2 separate regions of the Homo sapiens genome follow, and region 2 is linked to region 1. The links are chromatin contacts, found by Hi-C or POLR2A ChIA-PET in ENCODE. All regions are on one chromosome and are shown on one strand. Each heading gives the region's core, a stretch centred on a gene start or an enhancer-like site at or near the end of the contact. The rest is flanking DNA. Distances are from core to core; before and after follow the strand shown.

Region 1 (7,291 bases), core at 2,365-4,864:
TAATTATAAATTACAGCACTTTATTTCTTGGACAGCGTTGTGCCTTAGAATAACCAACCACATATACAGAAAATGGCAAAACTACACTCCCAGCCTATAACCCTTCCAATCCATCCCAACAAACTTAGCACTGTCCATCCCAAATGTTAAGTCAATCATCCACTTTACTTTTTTTTGAGATGGAGTCCCGCTCTGTTGCCCAGGCTGGAATGCAGTGGCGCCACCTCGGCTAACTGCTACCTCCGCCTCCTGGGTTCAAGTGATTTCTCCTCCCTCACCCTCCCAAGTAGCTGGGATTACATTACAGGTGCCTGCCACCACGCCCGGCTAATTTTTGTAATTTTTAGTAGAAATGGGGTTTCGCCATGTTGGGCAAGCTGGTCTCAGAACTCTTTACCTCAGATGATCCGCCCGCCTTGGCCTCCTAATGTGCTGGGATCACGGGCCACTGGCCGCAATCATCCACTTTTAGAACCTGTTGCCAGAAGTGTGGGATAGCTGTACTGTAATTCTAACTAAAGGAGATATATAAAATCAAGTATCCCTAACAAAAAGATGTTCTAAGAACATCTAACCATTATTCAATTCTTTGGCTGCAATTCATATTGTAAGCTAATTAGTACTATTTCCAATAATAATGATTTTAACATTTTTGCCTAAGAATATTCTGATTCCTGTGTTTGCTTATACCCAATATCCAAAATGTTACACAAGCACTACTTTCTGTCACTTCTCAGTACTTTTCACTTCAGACTTGAAGCAGCTAGTTTGTCTATGCCAATTTCGCTTAAAAATACAGAGGACTCTAATATTTTAAGCAGTTACAGTATTTACAAAATATGTTTTTCATTTTTTTCTCTCATTACAAAAGTTGATGTTATTTCTCGTGGTAAATTCAGAAAAACATCAGGGAGTAAACAATGCCAACATCTGAGCAAACATTTTGGGGTATATCTCTATTTTCATGTTTACATTGTCGTTTAAAAAACAATCAAACGACATTAGCAGTTTTCCAACATTTTCCTTTCCAGTTAAAACTGTATACCGTTACCATTTTCCCATCATACTCTTCACCTACGATACTGTTTTAAGTGGCTGTATAGATTTCCACTTTCACAACAGAATTAGCAGATTCCCAAAACTTGAATATTTAATTTTAAAAAAAATTCTTAATAACTGATATTAAATTTATATACGCAAATCTGACACATTACTTCCTTAGGATAAATTCCTGTACGCACAGTCTTTCCATTTTAAGCCTATTATACTATGAAGGAGTCTGAATCAACATCTAAGAGCTCCGAGAGTTCAACACCAGCCTGGGCCATATTGTGAGAACACGTCTCTACAGACGATCAAAAAATTAGCTTGGTGTGGTGGCGCGCGCCTGTGATCTCAGCTACCCAGGAGGCTGAGGTGGGAGGATTACTTAAGCCTGGGAGGTCGAGGCTGCTGTGAGCCGTGAGCCACTGATCATACCACTGCACTCCAGTCTGGGCAACAGAGCGATCCTGTTTCAGAGAAAAAAAAGATCCAAGACCTCTGTAGACCACACTGACAGCACTGCTACTATTTGCAACTGGTCACGACCTATCTGGGCTTTAACCTTCTCTTCTATAAAATTAGGGATTTGAACTACGTGATGCTCCTAAAATACGACACCACCGTTGCACTCCTCAGTAAAAACCATTAACTGACTTGTAATATTAGCGTTTACAAACTCTAAAAGCATTAGTAAAAAAATTAGTATGTTTAAAGACTAAAACAAATGCACAGATCAAGGGTAGTTAAATCCTTCCAAGTTAGTTCAAAATGTGATATAAAAGCTGTACACGGCTGAAAAATATATAAAGATGATAAAGCGAAACTTCTCTGGGTAAAGTACAAAGTAATGTTCTAAGTATATACTGTTAAGTGCAAAGGAAGAAATACAAATTTAAAGCACTTCAACACACATCTGGCTAAATGATCTTTTCCAAATCTTACATAACCAAGAAACTTCATGCAGTATTTTAATGTTGTTTAATTTCGAGTTTGCAAAAACATTCTATTTAAGTGGAAAAGGCATCATCCAGAGCGTTTTTGCAACGAAAATGTCAAGCCTTTCTTGATTTTTAAAACAATACTGTGAAAAACGTCGATAGACTGCGTAGATGACTGAGCCATTAGTAAAGAAATGTTTTTAAAGGGAAATTTTAAACATTTATTAAAATAGCCTGAAACATCATTTTTGTCCGCATAGTCAACTGTTTAGATTTCCCTGGGAGAAAAATGTATTTTACCGACTATTCAGAAATCTTAAGCCAAGGTTTAAAACACAGAACGCAGTACCAATACAAAATCTCGTGACCCCTACCTACGAAATCAACGATTCTTCACATTATTCCAGCGCGCCCGAAAGACTAGCCATTTCAGAACCACCATAACCGTTCTAGAAATATCTGGCTAAAAAACTGTAACTGATCCAATAGGAATATTCCACAGAACAGGGCCACAGAGCAGGATAAACACCTAGGGGATATTCATCCACGGTAAATGCCGAACACAGAACATGGCACAGAGCTCGAAATGCAAAGAACGATGCGGCGACTACACCACGGTACTCCAAAACCCTTTGTCTGGAAACCGGAAGGTCCCACACCACACGATCCTCTCTGGAGGAACCTGGACTAATACTATTTTGATAAAGAGAAAAAGGATGTGAGGTGACTTGACTAAACAAGTGCAAATCACCCGCCTCGCACTGTACTGCAGGCGGCTTGTTCCACGACGCAGTACGAAAAACAAGCGTTAACGTTTCATTTTTCGGCCATTTTTACGCGATGGGGGGCGGGGAGGAATTGTTTCTGATGTCCAGCTAACGCCGCGCGCGCGCGCGCGTGTGGGCCGGGAGTCTTAGGGGGCGCTCTGAGGCGATGGGCAAGGAGCGGCGTGAAGGCCGAGACACCGGGAAAAGAAAGAAACGCTGCTCAAACAAGCAGGCTCTTCAGAGTCTGCGAAATCCTCCATTTTGGGGGAACATTTTCAGAGAAAAAAAGGCGAACGGGTTATTTGGCACTGGCGCTACCCAAGGACTTAGATATCTTAACCATCCTCCTCAAACGGCAAGCCCCCAGTGTACAGTCTGTCCCTCAGGCCTCGAGCGAGCTCCTCCCTCCCCCTCAGCGCCGCGGCCCGCGTGTAACGGGCTAGTCGTCCCGCCCCCGCCCACAACGAGCCCAGGACGCGCAGGAAGCTCGGCCGGTCAGCGCACCTCTTCACCCAAAATCTCCCGCCGCACCCTGGGCCCTTGGCCGGCCGCGTGTTTCCCTCCCGGACCGCTCACCTCCGCCGCCCTAGAAGGCTGGTTGCGCCGCCACTGCGCTCCTAACATGGCGGCCGCCGATCAGGCGGCTCACATACGCAACGCGGAGGGAGGCAGAGCGGGAGCGAGCAAGAAAGGCGCGCCGCCGGCTCCCCGCAGCCCCTGTCGCCGTCGTTGTCCCCTCCCGGCGGACACGGAGAACCCCCAGCCACCCGACCCCGACTCTTACCCGCTTCACGCCTACCTTAGGGAAAGGGAGAGGGAAAAGGAGAGGTACCTCTCTCCCAGCGAGCGGGACGCGGAGACTCCCACAATCCCCCGCAGCAACGGCGCTGGCGAGAAGCGGCGGCAGCGGCTGCAGCCCAAGAACAAACCCACTCTCGCGAGAGAGCTCGCCCCCACCCCCTCGATCTGGTTCGGCGCGCGCCAGGCCCCTCCCCCTACTCAGCGCGCGCACCTCGCTCGTGCACTCGCCTGCGGTCGTTGTTCTTTAATCCCGGAGATCCCTCTCCGTCATCCAGCTGAGGCGGGAAATGGAGGAACAGACGTGGCTTACGAGTTCGAGTCCCATTCCCGAAAAGGCTGTTTGTCAACCTCCTGAATAGCATAATACAAAGTTTAAATAGGGTATGCCTTAGAAGGGATTCGCGAGAGTCCCTGGCTTAGACTCGACTTTTATGCTCTCTGGTTGTTCTGTTTGCCAAGGAATGGTGGAAAGCGCCAGATATTGGGGCCACAAAGGGAAAACGATACCATTTTGGCTGGTTTTTATTTAGGTATGTTTATTTATTTATCATAAATAAACTGTGTTGCTCAGGTTGGAGTGCGCTGGCGTTATCATGGCTCATTGCAGCCTCGAACTCCTATCCTCAAGGGATCCTCCCACCTCAGCCTCCCCAGTAGCTGGGACTACAGGCTCGCACCACCATGGCCAGCTAACTTTTTTATTTTTATTTTTTCCGTAGAGATGGTGTCTCGTTATTTTGCCTAGGCTGGTCTGGAACTCCTTGGCTCAAGCAGTGCTCCCGCCTCCGCCTCTCAGCATTGGATTAAGGGCGTGAGCCTACACGCCCAGCCAGCTGTTTTTTTTGTTTTGTTTTTTGTTTTGAGACGGAGTCTCACTCTGTCACCCAGGCTGGAGTGCAGTGGCGCGATCTCGGCTCACTGCAAACTCCGCCTCCCGGGTTCACGCCATTCTCCTGCCTCAGCCTCCGGAGTAGCTGGGACTACAGGCGCCCGCCACGACGCCTGGCTAATTTCTTTTTGCATTTTTAATAGAGGCGGGGGTTTCACCGTGTTAGCCAGGATGCTCTCGATCTCCTGACCTTGTGATCCGCCCGCCTCGGCCTCCCAAAGTGGCCAGCTGGTTTTTAAAATCAGGAATTCTGTGCAGGAGGGTCGTTGAGGCGGAGGACCGCGAGCCTTTTCCTTCCTAAAGACCACCGCCGCCTTTTGGTGAATTTGACTGAATGCAATACACTCTTGGGACTGAGGTACTGGTTAGGTACCCGGGTTGGAGGGATTTGAGCTCCGGCCTTCAGAGGCTTAAGTAAATTGTTTGGAGACCTAATCTGGCTGCAACTCTCTCCCCAACCATCCTTGCAGAACTCCGCATCTGGAGAGTTGGGAATTTTCCAGCACAGTTAATGATTATAATATGGAGTGCTTTCTATAAGGTGGGCAATGCAATAAGCAGTTTACACATAACCCTACAATAACCTTGAGAGGCGGCTACTGTGGGATACCATTTGGTAGATCACAAAACTGAGACATTAAAAGGTTATGTGATTTGAGGCACGGTAGATCTCGCCTGTAATCCCACCACTTTTGGAGGCCTTGGCGGGTGGATCACTTGAGTTCAAGAGTTCCAGACCAGCCTGGGCATCGTGGCGAAACACCGTCTCTACTAAAATAATAATAATAACACAAAGTTAGCTGGGCGTGGTGGTGTACGCCTGTGGTCCCAGCTACTCACCTGGTACGGAGGACGGGGCTGAGGATCGTTTGAGCCGGAGGCGGAGGTTGCCGTGAGCCTAGTGCACCACTGCACACTCCAGCCTGGGCTACAGAGTCAGACATTGTCTCAAAAAAAAAAAAAAAAAAAAAAAAAAGGTTATGTAATTCAATAAAGTGAAAAAGCTGGTCAGTGGAGTCTTGATGCCTCAACGAAGCACTACCTGAAATGGCATAGCCATAAAAATGAAGTTACTTGGCCAGGCGCGGTGACTCATGCCTGTAATCCCAGCACTTTGGAAACCCGAGGCAGGTGGATCACTTGAGGTCGGGAGTTCGAGACTAGCCTGACCAACATGGAGAAACCCCGTCTCTACTCGAAATACAAAAATTAACCGGGCATGGTGGTGCATACCAGTAATCCCAGCTACTCGAGAGGCTGAGGCAGGAGAATCGCTTGAACCCGGGAGGCGGAGGTTGCGGTGAAGCCAAGGTCGCGCCATTGCACGCCAGCCTGGGCAACAAAAGCAAAACTCCGTTTCAAAAAAAAATGAAGTTACCATCTCAAGACAGGGTAAATTGTTTTATCTACAAAATAAGTAGTAAGCCACTGATTCACAATATTACTTTATCTCAATCTAATTTAGTCAGTGATACAAGAAATATTTCTTGAGTACCTACTGTGTCAATATATTAGGCCTCAGCCAAAGAGCAGGAAAGGAGACAAAGGCACTGCCCTCATGGAGCTTACACTTTATGCAGACATTAAACCAATAAATATGTATTTGAGACGAGTGAATAATCTGAGGGAATGAGGAGCTTTCCTGAGAAACTGAGGTTTGAGCTAATATCTGACGAGTAGGCAATTAACTAGGTGAAGGGAATAAAGCATCCCCAGGCAGAGGGATCAGAATGTGTGAAAACTCTGAGGTAGACTTTGGGAAACTGCAGAATTTTTGGTGTGTTGTTTATTTTTGGAGACAGGGTCTTGCTCTGTTGCTCAGGCTGGAGTGCAGTGGTGTGACCATGGCTCACTGCAACCTCTGCGTCCCGGGTTTAAGCAATCCTTCCGCCTCAGCCTCCTGTGCATAGACATTAAAAAGGGCTGGAGATGTAGGAAAGGGCCATTTCCCTGGGGTTACAAATTCAAATGCAGAATCTAAGATAAACTGGGTAATACAAGTCCTATTTAATACTATCCAACGCAAGTTCAGTTGGGGACACATGAATTTTAAGGTAAGGAGTGGTATATATGGGTCTTGAGCCCAGGGAAAGATTGTGGGTTAGTGACAAATTTACAAGTTAATGCCGTAAACGAAGTAACAGGAGTTGAAAAATAAACTTAAAGCCAGACACAGTGGTTCACACCTGTAATCCCAGCACTTTGGAAGGCTAAAGTGGGCCGATCGCTTGAGGCCAGAAAGTTCAAGACCATCATAGGCAACATGGTGAAACCATGTCTCTACAAAAAATACAAAAATTACCCAGGCGTGGTGGCATACGCACCTGTAGTCCCAGCTACTCCGGGGCAGGGGTAGACAGGGTCAGGGGTGGCTGATGTGGAAGGATCGACTGAGCCTGGGAGGGGGTGGCACTGCACTCCAGCTAGGCAACAGAGCAGGACCCTGTTAAAAAAAAAAAAAAAAAAAAAAAAAAAAGAGCGGCCAGGCGCAGTGGCTCATGCCTGTAATCACAGAATTTTGGGAGGCAGATCGTTTGAGGTCAGGAGTTCGAGACCAGCCTGGCCAACATAGTGAAACCCCATCTCTACCAAAAATATAAAAAATTAGCTGGGTGTGGTGGCGCTCGCCTGTAATCCCAGCTACTTGGGAGGCTGAGGTTGCAGTGAGCCATGATCACACCACTGCACTCCAGCCTGATCAACAGAGCAAGACTCTGTCTCAAAAAAAAAAAAGAACCTTAAGTGGATGCAGTGAAAAAAGAGGCCTGAGCGCCAATCCTTGAGGAACTTTAATCAAGTATAGCAAAGGAAACTTAGTGGACAGGGGTAGGGGGAGAAAAGCAAATATATGT
Region 2 (7,291 bases), core at 3,475-5,974, 190 kb before region 1:
GTCTTCATAACAAGAAAGGCTATGTGAAGACAGAGACACAGAAGGGAGAATGGCACGTGATGAAGGAGGCAGAGGTTGGGTCCAGACACACCTGGGACTACCAGAAGGTAGAAGTGGCAAGGAGAGATCCTCCTCTAGAGCGGGAGTCCCCAGTCCCTGGGCCTCGGACCAGAACTGGTTTGTGGCCTGTCAGGAACCGGGCTGCAGTGGGCGAGCGAGCATTACAGCCTGAGCTCTGCCTCCTGTCCGATCAGTGGCGGCATTAGATGCCCATAGGAGTGCGAACTCCATTGTGAATTGCACATGCGAGGGATCTAGGTTGCATGCTCCTTAGGAAAATCCAACTAATGCTCGGATGTGAGGTGGAACAGTTTCACCCTGAAATCATCCCCCTTCCCATCCATGGAAAAATCGTCTTGCAAGAAACCAGTCCCTGGTGCCAAAAAGGTTAGGGACCGCTACTCTAGAGATTTCAGAGGAAGTGTGGCCCTACCAACACCTTGATTTTGGACTTCTAGCCTCTGGAACTATGAGAGAATAAACATCTGTTGTTTTTAGCCACGAAATTTGTGATACTTTGTTATGGCAGTTCTTGGAAACTAACAGAGACCCCTCCACATGCTTACTTGCCCCAGCTGCACCAGCCATTGCTCTGTTCCTCCACTGCCTGGCTCCTTCCCACTCCAGGGCCTTTGTGTGTGCTGCTCCTTTCAGAATGTTGCACACCCACCCGCCCTCCATCACTCCCATCCTCCTTCCAAACTCAGGGTAAATCGCTGCCTTCAGGGAAACCTGACCCTGGGTATTCCAATTTCCGCTCACGGCAGCAGGCTGAGTGCATTCCTTGTAGCCCTGCCACATCTGTAGTTAACTACTTACTCATACAGTTGTGTTCTGCCCATTTCCCCTGTCCAGCTGTAGGTGCCATGACAAGTACTGACCTGGCACGTGCACCAGCAGTCCTATCCCATGCAAAGCACGGTACACACAGGGATAGACTGCATGGATTAAGGGTGTGCGGAAATCCTGGCCTGGCACTGGAAGGCCCAGGCTGTGGGGCCTCTGCTCCCTTCGCAGCCTGCACTCCTTCCCGCACCCTGCAGGACCTTTCTCTCCAGGCAGGCCAGGCTAGGCTGGCTTCCCGGCTTCCCTGGACCCCACCATTCCCACTCCTTTTGGCCAAGCCCCAGCTTACTTTATCTGAATGACCTGGCCTCAGTGCCTTCTGCGCCTGCAAGGTCTGCATTAGAGCAGGTTCAGACTCAGGGAAATGAGCCCAGAGTAGCAGGTAGGGCAGAGGGGAGGGAGAGGGGACAGACGGGAGTGGAAGGAGGTCTTAAGACTGAGACAATGTTGGGATTCTCTCTCTCTCTCTCTCTCTCTCTCTCTCTTTTGAGACTAGGTCTTGCTCTGTCACCCAGGCTGAAATGCAGTGGTGTGATCATAGCTCACTGCTGCAGCCTTTAACTCCTTGGGCTCAAGCGATCCTACTGCCTTGAGCTCCCAAAGCACTGGGATTACAGGCGTGAGCCACTGTGCCCAGCTGGATTTTCTTTACGGCATATTTTAAACATTAAACAGGTCAGGCATGGTGGCTCACGCCTGTAATCCCAGCACTTTGGGAGGCCAAAGTGGGAGGATCACGAGGTCAGGAGATCAAGACCATCCTGGCCAACATGGTGAAACCCCGTCTGTACTGAAAATACAAAAATTAGCTGGGTGTGGTGGCACGTGCCTGTAATCCCAGCTACTCTGGAGGCTGAGGCAGGAGAATTGCTTGAACCAGGGAGTCGGAGGTTGCAGTGAGCTGAGTTCGCACCACTGCACTCCAGCCTGGCGACAGAGCAAGACTCCGTCTCAAAAATTTAAAAATAAATAAATAAATAAACATTAAACAAATGATACATGTTCAATGTAGGGAAAAGAAATCTTAGAAAACATAATGAGCAAAAAAGGACAATAGAATAAAAATCACCCATATTCCAACTGCACAGAGTAACCTTTGTTAGAACTTTGTCATATATTCTCCTGGATCTTTTTTTTTTTTTTCTGAGATGGAGTCTGCCTCTGTCGCCTAGGCTGGAGTGCAGTGGCACGATCTTGGCTCACTGCAACCTCCGCCTCTCGGGTTCAAGCGATTCTCCTGCCTCAGCCTCCCAAAGATGGCCTCGATCTCCTGACCTCGTGATCTGCCCGCCTCAGCCTCCCAAAGTGCTGGGATTACAGGCATGAGCCACTGCGCCTGGCCTTCTCCTAGGTCTTTATGTGAGCCTATTGTAGAGGAGAGAAAGTGTAGGGAATTCCCTGCATTGTTAGGGCATGATTTTGAAAAACCAGAGTTTCCAGGAAGCCTCATTGCTCCTCTGAGGCCAAGGCATCTATCAATGTGTGTCTTCCCATGTCTGGTCATGATGTGGGGAAGGGTTCAGGGCGAGGACCCCTCTGACCTGGACAGGAATGAACTACTGCTGCTCTGCGGGTGCCATCCTAGCCTCACTCTCCAGGCCTGCCCCTTCTTTGAAGCAGCTTACTGCAGCCAGAGACACTTCCCACCCCAAGGGAACTCAAAGCTTGTGTCAAGGCCAAGGAAAAATTCCCCCTCCGCCCTCTGAAGGCTTGCTGAAAATCACTGACAAGAGGCAGATTAACAGGAGGAAAAATATACAAATTTATTTGATCAGAGTTTTATGTGTCACAGAGGCCTTCAGAATGAAGACCCAAAGACAGAGGGCAAATTGTCTATTTTTACGTTTAGGTTCATTAAAGTATGGACACCCTTGTTGAAATATAATTGGACAGAAAGGGTATGCTCTAATGCTAATAGAATGAGTGGGGAAACCCAGCCTCGCCCGTCTGTCTAGATTCTTCTTGGCCTCTCTGAGCGTGTGTTCCTTCTTTCTGAGTGTGGGGCAGGGCCCTCTCTGGAAGGGGGATTTTATAATCTACACTCAAACAATGTAGGTCAGACCTTCCCTTCCCTTCCCTTCCCTTCCCTTCCTTCCTTTCTCTCTCTCTCTTTTTCTTTCTTTCTTCTCTTTTTTTTTTTTTTGAGACGGAGTTTTGCTCTTGTCGCCCAGGCTGGAGTGCAATGGCACGATCTCGGCTCAGTGCAACCTCCGCCTCCCAGGTTCAAGCAGTTCTCCTGCCTCAGCCTCCCAAGAAGCTGGGATTACAGGCATGCGCCATCACGCCCAGCTAATTTTTTGTATTTTTAGTAGAGATGGGGTTTCTCCATGTTGGTCAGGATGGTCTTGAACTCCTGACCTCAGGTGATCTGCCTGCCTTGGCCTCCCAAATTGCTGGGATTATAGGAGTGAGCCACTGCACCCGGCCTTTTTTTTTTTTTTTTTTGAGATGGAGTTTGACTCTTGTTGCCGAGGCTGGAGTGCAGTGGCATGATCTCGGCTCACCGCAAGCTCCGCCTCCTGGGTTCAAGCGATTCTCCTGCCTCAGCCTCCTGAGTAGCTGGGATTATAGGCACCCGCCACCACGCCCAGCGAATTTTTTGTACTTTTAGTAGAGATGGGGTTTCACTATGTTGGCCAGGCTGGTCTCGAACTCCTGACCTCAAGTGATCCATTTGCCTTGGCCTCCCAAAGTGCGAGGATTACAAGGATGAGCCATTGCGCCTGGCCTATTTTTTTTTTTTTTTTTTTGAGATAGGGTATCACTCTGTCACTTAGGCTGGAGTGCAGTGGTGCCATCACAACTCACTGCAACCTCTACCTCCAGGGGTCAAGTGATGCTCCCACCTCAGCCTCCCAAGTAGCTGGGACTATAGGCGTGTTCCGTCATGCTTGGCTAATTTTTTTTTTTTTTTTTTGTAGAGATGGGATCTCCCTGTGTTGCTTAGGCTGGTCTCAAACTTCTGGGCTCAAGTGATCCTCCTGCCTTGGCCTCCCAAAGTGCTGGGATTACTGGAATGAAATCAAGGCACAGAGCAAGCTGGGCTTTGGAGCAACCCACCAGGCTTCAAGTCCCCACTCTCAATTACTTAAACCAGTTATTTCACCTCCCTGAGCCTCGGATTATCCATCTATAAAATGGGGCTAGAATTATACCTACCTGACAGGGTGGCTGGTGAAATGATATACAAGTGAAGTGATATATGCAACACTTGGCATAATGTCTGGAACAAGGTAAACACTTTATTATTATTATTATTATTATAATTTAGGTTGATGCATGGGGATTTTATAACCTACACTCAAACAATGTAGGTCAGATCATTTTTCTTTTCTTTTCTTTTCTTTTCTTTTGAGACAGTCTCGCTCTTGTTGCCCAGGCTGGAGTGCAGTGGCCTAATCTCTGCTCACTGCAACTTCCACCTCTCAGGTTCCAGCGATTCTCCTGCCTCAGCCTCCCAAGTAGCTAAGATTACAAGCGCCCACCACCACGCCTGGCTAATTTTTGTTTTTAGTAGAGATGGGGTTTCACCATGTTGCTCAGGCTGGTCTTGAACTCCTGACCTCAAGTGATCCACCCATCTCGGCCTCCCAAAGCGCTGGGATTACAGGCATGAGCCACTGTGCCAGGCCTGCAATTACTTTTGCTCCTACCTAATATCATCCCCACAACCGCCTTCTGGGCAGAAACCGGCAGGCTCTCTTGGAGAAGTCACAGGCGTGGCCATTTCCTGCAAAGAGCCAAACCCCCATTCCTCTGTGCCCCTCCTCTCCCACCAAGTGCTTTATAAAAATAGCTCTTGTTACCGGAAATAACTGTTCATTTTTCACTCCTCCCTCCTAGGTCACACTTTTCAGAAAAAGAATCTGCATCCTGGAAACCAGAAGAAAAATATGAGACGGGGAATCATCGTGTGATGTGTGTGCTGCCTTTGGCTGAGTGTGTGGAGTCCTGCTCAGGTGTTAGGTACAGTGTGTTTGATCGTGGTGGCTTGAGGGGAACCCGCTGTTCAGAGCTGTGACTGCGGTGAGTGTTTCTAAACACCCTTGGTTTGGGGGTAGCAAAGGGCAATGGAATGGAGGCTTTCTCAAACCTCACCCCTGACCCCAGGACTCAGGCCCAGCTCATCAGGGCTTTGAGGGAAGGTTCCTACCTCCCTTCCTGAGGAACAGGAAATACCCTCCTTCCCAGCACCAGTAAAGCTGCGGTTTGGAGAAACGCCAGGGCTAGAGTGTTGTGGAGAAACCAATCGTTGTTAACATCTCATTTTCAGGCTGCACTCAGAGAAGCTGCCCTTGGCTGCTCGTAGCGCCGGGCCTTCTCTCCTCGTCATCATCCAGAGCAGCCAGTGTCCGGGAGGCAGAAGGTAGGCTCAAGATCAGCCTGGCAGAACGCCAAACCTAGGGCCCCTGGCACCCAGAGGCGAGGGGGTGCCTGCTGGCTGCCCTGTCCCCACTCCCTGAGCTCTGTTTTCCACTTTGTTGACTAAGGTCCTCCCTGGGGTGGGTTCCGGGGACAGGGGAACCCAGGTCCCCAAGGGTTCTTGGTTGGGTACGGCTGCACAGGACAGCTTCAAGTCTGGGTCTGGGATAGTTGCTGCCTTCTTTCTTCACCACACCTGTGGTCTCCCTGGGTCTTGGTGGGGCGTGTATGTGCAGGCCCTGCTCTGTTTTCAGCAAACCTCGCTGAGACAGGAGCTTTGGGGTGACTTATTCCCAGCCTGCCTCCTAGAGGTGTCTCTAAGAGCAGCCTCTGGGAGTGGCTGGGCACCAGGGAAAGGGGAACTGGGAGGAAGTGCCCAGCCAGAGCCTCAGTCCCAGAAGGGCAGGAGGGCAAGGGGAGAATGGTCATGGATTTCTTGGTGCCCACAGATGCCCCACTCCAGCCTGCATCCATCCATCCCGTGTCCCAGGGGTCACGGGGCCCAGAAGGCAGCCTTGGTTCTGCTGAGTGCCTGCCTGGTGACCCTTTGGGGGCTAGGAGAGCCACCAGAGCACACTCTCCGGTACCTGGTGCTCCACCTAGCCTCCCTGCAGCTGGGACTGCTGTTAAACGGGGTCTGCAGCCTGGCTGAGGAGCTGCGCCACATCCACTCCAGGTGACTCACTGCAGTACCCAGGGACGGGGTATCCAACGTGTGTCACTCCCTTGATGCCTAGCCCTGCCCCTCCTTGAACCTCTCTGGCTGAGCTGGGCTGGGGGCTGGGGTCTGGGGTCTGGCTGTCACTCACAGGTACCGGGGCAGCTACTGGAGGACTGTGCGGGCCTGCCTGGGCTGCCCCCTCCGCCGTGGGGCCCTGTTGCTGCTGTCCATCTATTTCTACTACTCCCTCCCAAATGCGGTCGGCCCGCCCTTCACTTGGATGCTTGCCCTCCTGGGCCTCTCGCAGGCACTGAACATCCTCCTGGGCCTCAAGGTATGACACAGGGGGAGGTAGAAGCTCTGGCCAAGTGGTGGCTGTGGCTGGTGTGACCTGCCCTGAGCTGAGTACTGGGAGTGGGACTGGTTTAAAGGCTGGAGTCCATGGAGTAGAACCTATAATGTCCTGGAACAGTGGGTTTGGCAATGGCAAAAGAGGGATCAAGTCAGGAGCAGGTTGGGAAGCCTTGGAGGAGGAGGAGGAGTTCTCTGGGTGTCCTTGATGGAGGCCCCCCAGCCACATCCTGCTGTCCACAGGGCCTGGCCCCAGCTGAGATCTCTGCAGTGTGTGAAAAAGGGAATTTCAACGTGGCCCATGGGCTGGCATGGTCATATTACATCGGATATCTGCGGCTGATCCTGCCAGGTGGGCCATCCTCTCTGCCCCCATTTCTCGATCTACAAAACAGACACTAAGACACACAGCCTCTTGTGTTTCTAAACACACAGAACTCACTATATTTTTCAAAGCATTTTCATGTCTACCAAATCCTTTAATCCCAAGGCATGAAGGATGTTGCTATGATGCCTAGTTTGCAGAAAGGAATATGGGGCTTAGAGCCATTAAGTGACTTGCCCAAGGTCACTTGTGAATTCTTTTTTTTTCTTTTTGAGAAGGAATCTCCCTCTGTCGCCCAGGCTAGAGTGCAGTGGTACCATCTCGGCTACTGCAACCTCCTCCTTCCAAGTTCAAGTGATTATCCTGGCTCAGGTTCCCGAGTAGCTGGGATTATAGGCACCCACCACAACGCCCGGCTAATTTTTGTATTTTTAGTAGAGACAGGGTTTCACCGTATTGGCCAGGCCGGTACAAACTCCTGACCTCAAGTGATCCGCCTGCCTTAGCCTCCCAAAGTGCTGGGATTACAGGCGTGAGCCCAGCTGTAAATTCTTTCAATAAATATTTACTGCATGCTGTGTGCTCTCATGTGCCTTTTCTAATTCACACCCTATGAGGAAGGAATA

The links. Hi-C counts contacts between places; a loop is a spot of excess contacts on that map. ChIA-PET counts read pairs that join two places held with the same protein, here RNA polymerase II (POLR2A). Pooled maps may share reads with other maps.
Region 2: a map of ascending aorta shows a loop between it and region 1 (4-fold over the local background). The contact joins the promoter of STING1 here to the promoter of MATR3 in region 1. A Hi-C loop is called at or near these places in 1 of 168 maps with a recorded cell type or tissue (ascending aorta) and 10 of 50 pooled maps. POLR2A ChIA-PET finds 5 or more read pairs at or near these places in 7 of 52 experiments (CD4-positive, alpha-beta T cell, CD4-positive, alpha-beta memory T cell, WTC11 and 3 more).

Annotation. Positions count from the first base shown.
Region 1 is chr5:139,290,063-139,297,353 of GRCh38, reverse strand. MATR3 (matrin 3) reads right to left here and starts at 3,614. Exons shown (of 15, transcript NM_018834.6): 1 at 3,549-3,614. LOC124901081 (a long non-coding RNA gene) reads left to right here and starts at 3,797. Exons shown (of 4, transcript XR_007058956.1): 1 at 3,797-4,080. RefSeq lists enhancers at 2,136-2,838, 2,839-3,542.
Region 2 is chr5:139,480,191-139,487,481 of GRCh38, reverse strand. It overlaps STING1 (stimulator of interferon response cGAMP interactor 1), which reads left to right and starts at 4,724. Exons shown (of 8, transcript NM_198282.4): 1 at 4,724-4,932; 2 at 5,180-5,272; 3 at 5,778-6,004; 4 at 6,140-6,323; 5 at 6,584-6,692. The coding sequence starts at 5,778. It also overlaps the pseudogene LOC101059986. RefSeq lists enhancers at 572-1,072, 2,199-2,699, 4,552-4,671, 4,682-4,811, 5,332-5,561 and a silencer at 6,164-6,458.